Regions from separate parts of the Homo sapiens genome. Here region 1 is linked to region 2. Evidence: chromatin contacts called from ENCODE Hi-C or POLR2A ChIA-PET data. All regions are on one chromosome and are shown on one strand. The core of a region is the stretch at or near the end of the contact, and the rest is flanking DNA. Distances in the headings are between cores, read along the strand shown.

Region 1 (4,781 bases), core at 1,199-3,698, 120 kb after region 2:
ATATTCCTTCCTATATATGTGACCTCTCCTTGGTGATGAAGCTCCAGCCTGGTGAATCAGAACACCCAGCTTATGATAGACATTCAGATTGCACAGTCACTTGGTGTTCTACCATCAGGCATTTAGTCTCTATCAAAGCCAAGTTATAAGCCAAGAATTATTTTACAAAAGTATAATAGTATTTGACAAAGAAAGCATGCTTTTTTTTTTTTTTTTTTTTTTTTTTTGAGACAGAGTCTCGTTCTGTCGCCCAGGCTGGAGTGCAGTGGCCCGATCTCGGCTCACTGCAAGCTCCACCTCCCGGGTTCACGCCATTCTCCTGCCTCAGCCTCCCGAGGAGCTGGGACTACAGGCACCCGCCACCATGCCCGGCTAATTTTTTTGTATTTTTAGTAGAGACGGGGTTTCACCATGTTAGCCAGGATGGTCTCAATCTCCCAACCTTGTGATCCACCCACCTCAGCCTCCCAAAGTGCTGGGATTACAGGCATGAGCCACTGCACGCGGCCAAAAGCATGCTTTTATTCCAAAATGCCACTTCTGTAATTGTCCAGTGGAGGTTTCCTGGGCCTGATGAGCATTCCAGGCTGCTAGAGGTACTTCAGGCAGGCACCATTAGATCTGATGGACCATGGGCCAAGTGGGCTTGCACTGTAGCTTGGACCAGCCGAAGGGACTTCTCTTGCTTTCAGCTCTATCAAAGCTAGCAAGCTTTTGGGTTTTCCACTTAATGGATCAGAGAAGCACATTATACTGATAATGTTTCCTCCAAAATTAAAAACGGTTCACGCCTGTAATCCTAGCACTTTGGGAGGCCGAGGCAGGCGGATCACCTGAGGTTGGGAGGTCGAGACCAGCCTGACCAACATGGAGAAATCCCATCTCTACTAAAAATACAAAATTAGCCACGTGTGGTGGTGCATGCCTGTAATCCCTGCTACTCAGGAGGCTGAGGCAGGAGAAGTGCTTGAACCTGGGAGGTGGAGGTTGTGGTGAGCCGAGATCACACCATTGCACTCCAGCCTAGGCAACAAGAGTGAAACTCCATCTCAGAAACAATTATAAAAATTTTAAAAAATGAAAAAGTTTCACCAAGTATTATGCATTTTTTTTTTTAGTAGGGGGTATAAAATATGGTAACTTTTCTTCTTTGGAGAGGTTTCATCAACATACCCCTGATTAAAGGACTCCCTTCCCCCAAGAAACTTCACAGAGATTGCTGGCTACTGTATTTTCATTGGATATATCTTTAGGATGTATGTATTTCTGAATATATAATTTATCCACCCCCTCCAACACTGATAATGCTCATAGCAACTCAATGACCTCAGTGTGAGAACATAAGACCACACTAGTAATAGATATAATGTTGGGCACCTTTCTTTTTTTGCACTGCTAGTATCTCTTTCCCTCAAACTTCCTCACTCTCTCTGATATTTCTCCTATTTTCACAACAGCTATGTAAGTGGCTTAGACCAAATCAACCATTCATTCATTCACTAAGGTGCACTGAATGCCCACTATGTGCTAGGTACTTGAAAACCATTGATATTCAACAGTGAGCAGTATTGACATGGCACCTGCATGACTCTGATAATCAGCAAGCCAGTAGCATGGATCCAGAAAGAGGAAAGGAGGGAAAAGGACGCTATACAAGAGTACTGACCTTGAACACACAATGATCCTGCCCACAGCCTAAGAAACATACTCTAGCCAAACAGAGCAGCCATTTGTCCTTCTATGGAGTGATTAGTAAGAGGGTTAAAATGTGCCTCCAGTTCTCTTTTATGGGGAGAGGAAGGTTGAATGGAACTTCCATTTCTTCCTATAGTAGAAGCATAAATGTGAGGAAAAAAGGAAGAGTTTCTCCTGTTATTAGCAGTATTCCTCAGCAGTGTTGAGTGCCCACTTGGGATTGGTTATAATTAATTCATAGTGACACCAGCCTGCCTGGTTGAGTGATTTTCCCCGGAAACATACAGCTGCATGCTGGACTGATCCAGAGATAGAAGTTTCCCAGATGAATATGACAGAGGGAAAGAGGCTTGGAAATTGAGATATTTCCAAGAGAACAATTATAATGATGTCTCATTGAACTCAAGATATGGAAGAAGGCAAAGGTAGGAGAGTATTAATGGATAGAAAGTGATAGAGTTGGTCAGTGGATTACAAATCTTGATGAAATTAAAGAATCACCACAGTAAAAAAGAATAGACAGGCTGGCAGACTGTGAGGTTTTGATATTTTTAGTGGACTGTGTAAATTTCCAGTTTTGGAGGTAATTAATATTTCTGATGAAAAGGAAATGGATAAGAAAGGAAGAATAGAGAGAAAGGTTTATTAGAGATGAGGGAGTCAAGGAATTTGAGAAGTGACACCAGGCAGCTCATCCAAATGGATGTTGAAATCAGTAAGCAGAATGACAGGAATTGAAACAGAAAGAAAAACAAAGTGCTAAAATCTTTAGTACATGGAGAATGACCAAGCAGTTGGAAGATGACAGCAGTTGGCAGAGCCAGATGGCATAAGCCTCAAAGGAGCAGGAGATTTTTTTTACAACAGGGGTTGGGAAAGAATAATTATCAGGAAGTTGCACTGGGGAAACAGAAGCCATCTCCTCCTGATCCTAGAGAATGGGCAACGTGAGTGTGCTGCAGGGGAAGCAGTGTTCTCAGGGACCAGCAGTTTTCAATTAAGGCAAGGAAAGGAGACTGCTCCTCTGGCAATGGGATAAGATTTGCTGATAGTGTAGCTTTCAAAGTATGAAAGAACCAGCAGCTTTCTTTTATAATTAAAACCAGATCTTCCACTTGAGAGGGACAAGCGACTGCTAGGAGCTTATAACCCCGAACCCTCTCCTCCAGAATTCACCTTCCCTATCATCACATCACCCTCACACTGTATTTAGGGGTTTTGTATCTGCTTTATCATTCTTGCCAGAGAATAGTCTCACCTCTTCATTCCCTCATAACACACCAGACCAGATTAGAATCCATGCCATTTATTTCTCTCTTCCTTCCTTGCTTCTGTTCTTTTCTTCCCTCCATTCCCTGACCCCACAATTTTTTTCCTTCCCTTAAATCATCCATTAATTCAGGGAGACTTTTTTTTTTCTTTCTTTTTTTTGAGACAGAGTCTCTGTCGCCCAGGCTGGAGTGCAATGGTGTGATCTCAGCTCACTGCAACTTCTGCCTCCTGGGTTCAAGCAATTCTCCTGCCTCAGCCTCCCAAGTAGCTTGGACTACAGGCATGCACCACCATGCCTGGCTATTTTATGTATTTTTGGTAGAGACGGGGTTTCACCATGTTGGCCAGGTTGGTCTCGAATTCCTGACCTCAGGTGATCTGCCCACCTTGGCCTCCCAAATTGCTGGGATTACAGGTGAGAGCCACTGCACCCCACCCATTCAGGGAGACTTTCAAAGCCTAGAGGGAAATAGACATAAAGTGCCATACTACAAGAGATTGTTGCTTAAAAATAATTGTTACTCCTCATCAACTCTTCAGTTCCTTACAGGGAGGCCTCCCTACCTAGTGCTTTTAGAGTCTGTTCCCTACCTTCTCATAATTCCTTCAAGAACTTCTAGAGACCTAAGTGTCTCAACTTATGGGAGGAAGGTCAAGAGAAAGATAGCTGCTCCCTCAACACCTCTGTAAGACCTGCCTTTCAGTTCAAGTTTTCCATCTGAAGCTCTGCTTCTTCCCCCAGATGATTGATAGCAACAGTGCCCAATTGTTTTAGGAAAAACACTACCTGCAGGACAACTATATCTGAATCTGAAGCCCCACAGACCCACACACAGAAGCTAGAAATCAGGTTATTACATAGAAGTGACAGATGTTATATTGAGTCCTTTTATTCCCAACTAATTATTAATAAGGGTTTTTTTATAATGTGTATTACATATACTTTGCTATAATTTTATTCTGTAGGATGATTTGCCAACTGTAATCTAAATGTGTTTTCAAAATTAAATACAATCAGTTAATAGGGTTGCTTATTTTAAAAAGAAAATAAAAAATAAGTTTTTTGAAAAGATAGTATTTCCTGGCCGGGCGCGGTGGCTCATGCCTGTTATCCTAGTGCTCTGGGAGGCCAAGGTGGGTGGATCACCTGAGGTCAGGAGCTCGAGACCAGCCTGGCCAACATGGTAAAAACTCATCTCTACTAAAAATTAAAAAATTAGCTGGGCATGGTGGTGGGCGCCTGTAATCCCAGCTAGTCAGGAGGTTGAGGCAGGAGAATTGCTTGAACCTAGGAGGCAGAGGTTGCAGTGAGCCAAGATTGTGCCATTGCATTCCAGCCTGGGCAACAGAACAAAAACTCCGTCTCAAAAAAAAAAAGAAAAGAAAAGAAAACATAGTATTTCCTACAGTGAAAAACATGCCTCTGTGTAATACATAAGCATTTCAGCATTGAGTTTTCAGCCACAAAAGGCATTTTTAAAATATTCTAGTAATGGTAAATTAAATGGATAGGAGGGATAAAAGTGATGCAGGCTTGATGCTGAGTAAATTCAAGCTTTCAGTCTAAGAACATAGCCTTAATTAGATTTCTCTTAAGACACTGCACATCTGCCTAAATTCACACATATAAAGATGAGTGACAAAACAATAACAAATTAGTTATCCCTCAAAGTTAAAATATAGCAACTGCATTATTCATAGCCTGCCAAAGATGGTGGGAGATTTTTCTTATTGTCAATTTCTTTTCTTTTTTTATTTTTAGAATCTAAGCATCGGGTTGGTGAAAAACTCAATTTCTCTATAATACTATAGTC
Region 2 (4,239 bases), core at 753-3,252:
CCACCACACCTGGCCGATAAGTTTCTCTTAAATATCACAAAAACTCTTGTGAGATAGAGATTATTAGTACCATTATACTGTTGAAAAATAGTTGTAACAGTTTCAGCTGTTCAGAAGTAACTTTTCCAAGATCAGAAAATTAGTAAGTCTACATTTTTCCCGTTCCATACACTACTTCCCTGACAACAATAAAATATACCATATGTAATACTGACAATTATGATACCATACAGGGAGATCAATTGGTACAAATTACCCTGGCTCTGGCTGGACGCAGTGACTCACTCCTGTATTCCCAGCACTTTGGGAGGCCAAGATGTGGGGATCACTTGAGGTCAGGAGTTCAAGACCAGCCTGGCCAACATGGTGAAACCCCGTCTCTACTAAAAACATGAAAATTAGCTGGGCGTCATGGCACATGCTTGTAATCCCAGCTACTCAAGAGGCTGAGGTGGGAGGATCACTTGAACCCAGGAGGCAGAGGTTACAGTGAGCAGAGATCACACCACTGCACTCCAGCCTGAACAATGGGGCAAGACACCGTTTCAAAAAAAGAAAAAGAAAACATATTACCCTGCCTCTCTAACAAAGGGTACTGATTAGCCAAACCCATATGGTTATATGTTCTACAATTATTTTAATAAGGGGTGTTCTGATAAAAATAAGGGAAAATATAAAATCCATGTATGATATCCTTCTCTTTGTCATCTGGCTTTCATTGGCTGAAAGGAGAAAGCGTGAAACACATTTTCTTTTTGAGACGGAGTTTCGCTCTTGTAGCCCAGGATGGATTGCAATGGTGCGATCTCGGCTCATCGCAACCTCTGCCTCCTGGGTTCAAGCGATTCTCTTGCCTCAGCCTCCTAAGTAGCTGGGATTACAGGCATGCGCCACCACGCCTGGCTAATTTTGTATTTTTAGTAGATATGGGGTTTCTGCATGTTAGTCAGGCTGGTCTCAAACTCCCCACCTCAGGTGATCCCCCTGCCTTGGCCTCCTAAAGTGCTGGGATTACAGGTGTAAGCCACCGTGCCCAACCTGAAACACATTTTCATATCAGCTATTCTCTTTGGATATGGGTCAGAGGAACTTAAGTCTATTGCCTAGATTAGGGGGAAGGGGGCAAAATAAAGAGGGCAGCATTCAACTGTGGGCAATATATGGAGTATGTGGCCTCTGCCTCCAGGATCCTCCCTCCCCACAACTCTTCTGTGAGAAAAATTCTAAGAGGTGCACAAACATGGACACACTCCAAAAGACACAGAGGAGCTCCAGGAGGGCTGAAAAGGTGGGTGCTGGGGTGGGAGGCAGGTAGGATCAGGAAGCATAGGATTAGGGTTGGTAATAAACGTGCTGCCATTTCACAAGTCTGGATTGCAAGAGAGTACATCCCTGAGACAGGCATACAACCCTCCCTCTGCCCATCCCAGTCTGGCACAGGGACTGAGCACAAACAAACCCTGTTCTCAACAGGCAGCCAAGAAGCCACATAAAATGTTCAATTCTTAACACTGCCTGCCCATTGAGGCAGAACAGAAGGTTCTGAAGGACGATTCTCTTTAACTATTGTAAAAACTAGATTTCCCTCATTGCGGATTATCAAAACAAAAATCGCTTTCAACACTTGAGGGGTTTGTTCATTTTGTGTTTTGTGTGATCTAAATTGTCCAATGCAATCCTCAGATGAAGATAATCAACTGGCATGCAGCTGGAAGAATGAAGCCAACAGCAAACGCAATGCACAAAGGCTTACACAGAATCCTGCTGTGGTTTGGACTCCTGGCTCCTGCTGCTTCTCTGGTCTCTCTGTGGTTTGGCAGCGTAACCCTCCATGATTCTGTAAAGTAATAAATCCTCTTTTTTTTCTTTCCTATGCCAGTGGTGAGCTGGACACCACCAGTACCTCTAACAACTGACCTACTACACTCGTCACACACCAATCAGGCACCTGAAGAAAACAGGAGTCTGTGACTAATCTAGAAAGCTCGTGGAGACCTGGCCCAGTGAGGGAAGCGGAGGCGGCGAGGAGATTTCCTATGAGTCATGTCATCCCTTCTAGTCTTTCAACACCCTACAGGCCCCAAACCAGAAAAACTGTCATACGCCTCCCTTAAACTAGCTTCAACTTCTCCTAATTTAATCCAGACAACTCTGAATAGGCTCAAAAACTTTTCAACTTCCACTACCACACAAGAACGAGGATTATCGGGGAACCTGATGCAAGCCCAAAATTTTGTCAGTCTCAGGTGGGATCTTTAAATCCGTTAAGTTGCAATGTGTATAGAGCAATCTGTTTAACAGGAAAATAATATGGAAAAGGTGGGTATTTCACAGAACAGCAGCACTTCACAGAAGTACACTAAGGCCGGCCGGGTGTGGCAGCTCATGCCTGTAATCCCAGCACTTTGGGAGGCCAAGGCAGGTGGATCACCTGAGGTCAGGGGTTCAAGACCAGCCTGACCAACATGGTGAAACCCTGTCTCTACTAAAAATACAAAAATTAGCCAAGTGTGGTGGTGCAGACCTGTAATCCCAACTCCTCAGGAGGCTGAGGCAGGATAATTGCTTGAATCCAGGAGGCGGAGGCCACAGTGAGCGGAGACTGTGCCACTGCACTCCAGCCTAGACGAAAGAGACTCCAACTCAAAAAAAAAAAAAAAAAAAAGTACACTAAAGCCAATAAACATAGACAGAGACCCAACTTCATTAGGGATCAGGCATATGTAAATTAAGATGTTATTTTACATTCATTTGACCATCAAAAATTTTAAAGCCTGGCCGGGCGCAGTGGCTCACACTTGTAATCCCAGCATTTTGGAAGGATGAGGCAGGTGGATCAGTTGAGGCCAGAAGTTCAAAACCAGCCTAGCCAACATGGCAAAACCCTGTCTCTACTAAAAATACAAAAATTAAGGCCGAGGCGAGCGGATCATGAGGTCAGGAGTTCGAAACCAGTCTGGCCAACATAGTGAAACCCCGTTTCTACTAAAAATACACAAAAGATTAGCCGGGCGTGGTGGTGTGCACCTGTAATCCCAGCTACTCGGGAGGCTGAGGCAGGAGAATTGCGTGAACCCAGGAGGTGGAGGTTGCAGTGAGCTGAGATCGTGCCACTGCACTCCAGCCTAGGTGAAAGAACAAGACTTCGTCTCAAAAAAAAAGAAAAATAAAGAAAAATAAAAAATAAAAATAAAAATACAAAAATTAGCTGGGCGTGGTGGTGTGCCTATAACCCCAGCTACTCAGGAGGCTGAGGCACAAGAATCACTTGAAACTGGGAGGCAGTGAGGCAAGATTGCGCCACTACACTCCAGCCTGGGCGACAGAGTGAGACTCCGTCTCACAAAAAAAAAAAAAAAAAAAAAAAAAAAATTAAAGCTTGACTGGAAGTTGTTTTACAGGATTTCTCATATACAGCTGGTGGAAGTGGAAAAAAAATTTTTAATTTTTTTATTTTTTGAGCCAGAGTCTCACTCTGTTGCCAGGCTGAAGTGCAGTAGCATGATGTCAACTCACTGCAACCTCCGCCTCCTGGGTTCAAGCAGTTCTCATGCCTCAGCCTCCCAAGTAGCTGGGATTACAGGAAATGTGCCACCATACCCCTCTAATTAAAAATAAAATTTTTTAATACCGCCTCACTCTGTCACCCAGGCTGGAATGCAGTGGCGCAATCTCAGCTCACTGCAACCTCCACCTCTTGGGCTCAAGCGATCCTCCCACCTCAGCCTGCCCAGTAGCTGGGACTACAGGTGTGTACCGCCATACCTGGCTAATTTAGGAGTGGAAATTGGTACGACTGCTTTGGAAAACAGTTTGGCATTATTTTATGAAGTCTAACAATCACCTGCCCTATAAACCAGCAATTCTGCTTCTAGATATATGTATATGTGCATGTCTGTGAATGAAAGAAGCCCTTTACACATGATCAACAGGAGATCTGCATAAGACTGTTTCTAGAAGTCTGTATACAATAGCAAAAAACCCGGAAAAAACCCAAATGCCCATCAACAGCATGAATGAATAAAGTGTGGTATATTCACAGGAAAGAATATTACAAAGAGTCAAAGTGAGTGTTTGTATACAGCATCAGCACCTGCAACAATATGAATTAATTTTATCAACGTGATATAAGGGGATATAAGTCTCACCAGATTATAGAGCATGATATCCTTTTTATAAAGTCAAACATGATAATAAAAGCATACTTTTTAGAAATACAGAGGTACAAAGCAATATTAA

What was found. A loop is a pair of places that touch in the nucleus more often than their neighbours do. ChIA-PET counts read pairs that join two places held with the same protein, here RNA polymerase II (POLR2A). Pooled maps may share reads with other maps.
Region 1: a loop to region 2 is called in a pooled map, with 2.4 times the contacts of the local background. The contact joins two enhancer-like sites. A Hi-C loop is called at or near these places in 2 of 50 pooled maps. POLR2A ChIA-PET finds 5 or more read pairs at or near these places in 4 of 52 experiments (HEK293, Panc1, activated CD4-positive, alpha-beta T cell and 1 more).

What each region holds. Positions count from the first base shown.
Region 1 is chr11:107,954,788-107,959,568 of GRCh38, forward strand. All of the region lies in intron 1 of RAB39A (RAB39A, member RAS oncogene family), which reads left to right. Among named protein-coding and RNA genes, the nearest start is that of RAB39A, 29 kb to the left of the region's middle. RefSeq lists an enhancer at 2,433-2,592. Within about 2 kb of position 2,449, at least 2 of the 41 ENCODE cell types and tissues checked have a DNase peak (open chromatin) inside an H3K27ac peak, as active enhancers do.
Region 2 is chr11:107,838,914-107,843,152 of GRCh38, forward strand. The region is part of intron 1 of SLC35F2 (solute carrier family 35 member F2); the gene reads right to left. Among named protein-coding and RNA genes, the nearest start is that of SLC35F2, 18 kb to the right of the region's middle. RefSeq lists enhancers at 1,268-2,467, 1,763-1,812 and a silencer at 3,014-3,073. Within about 2 kb of position 2,003, at least 30 of the 41 ENCODE cell types and tissues checked have a DNase peak (open chromatin) inside an H3K27ac peak, as active enhancers do.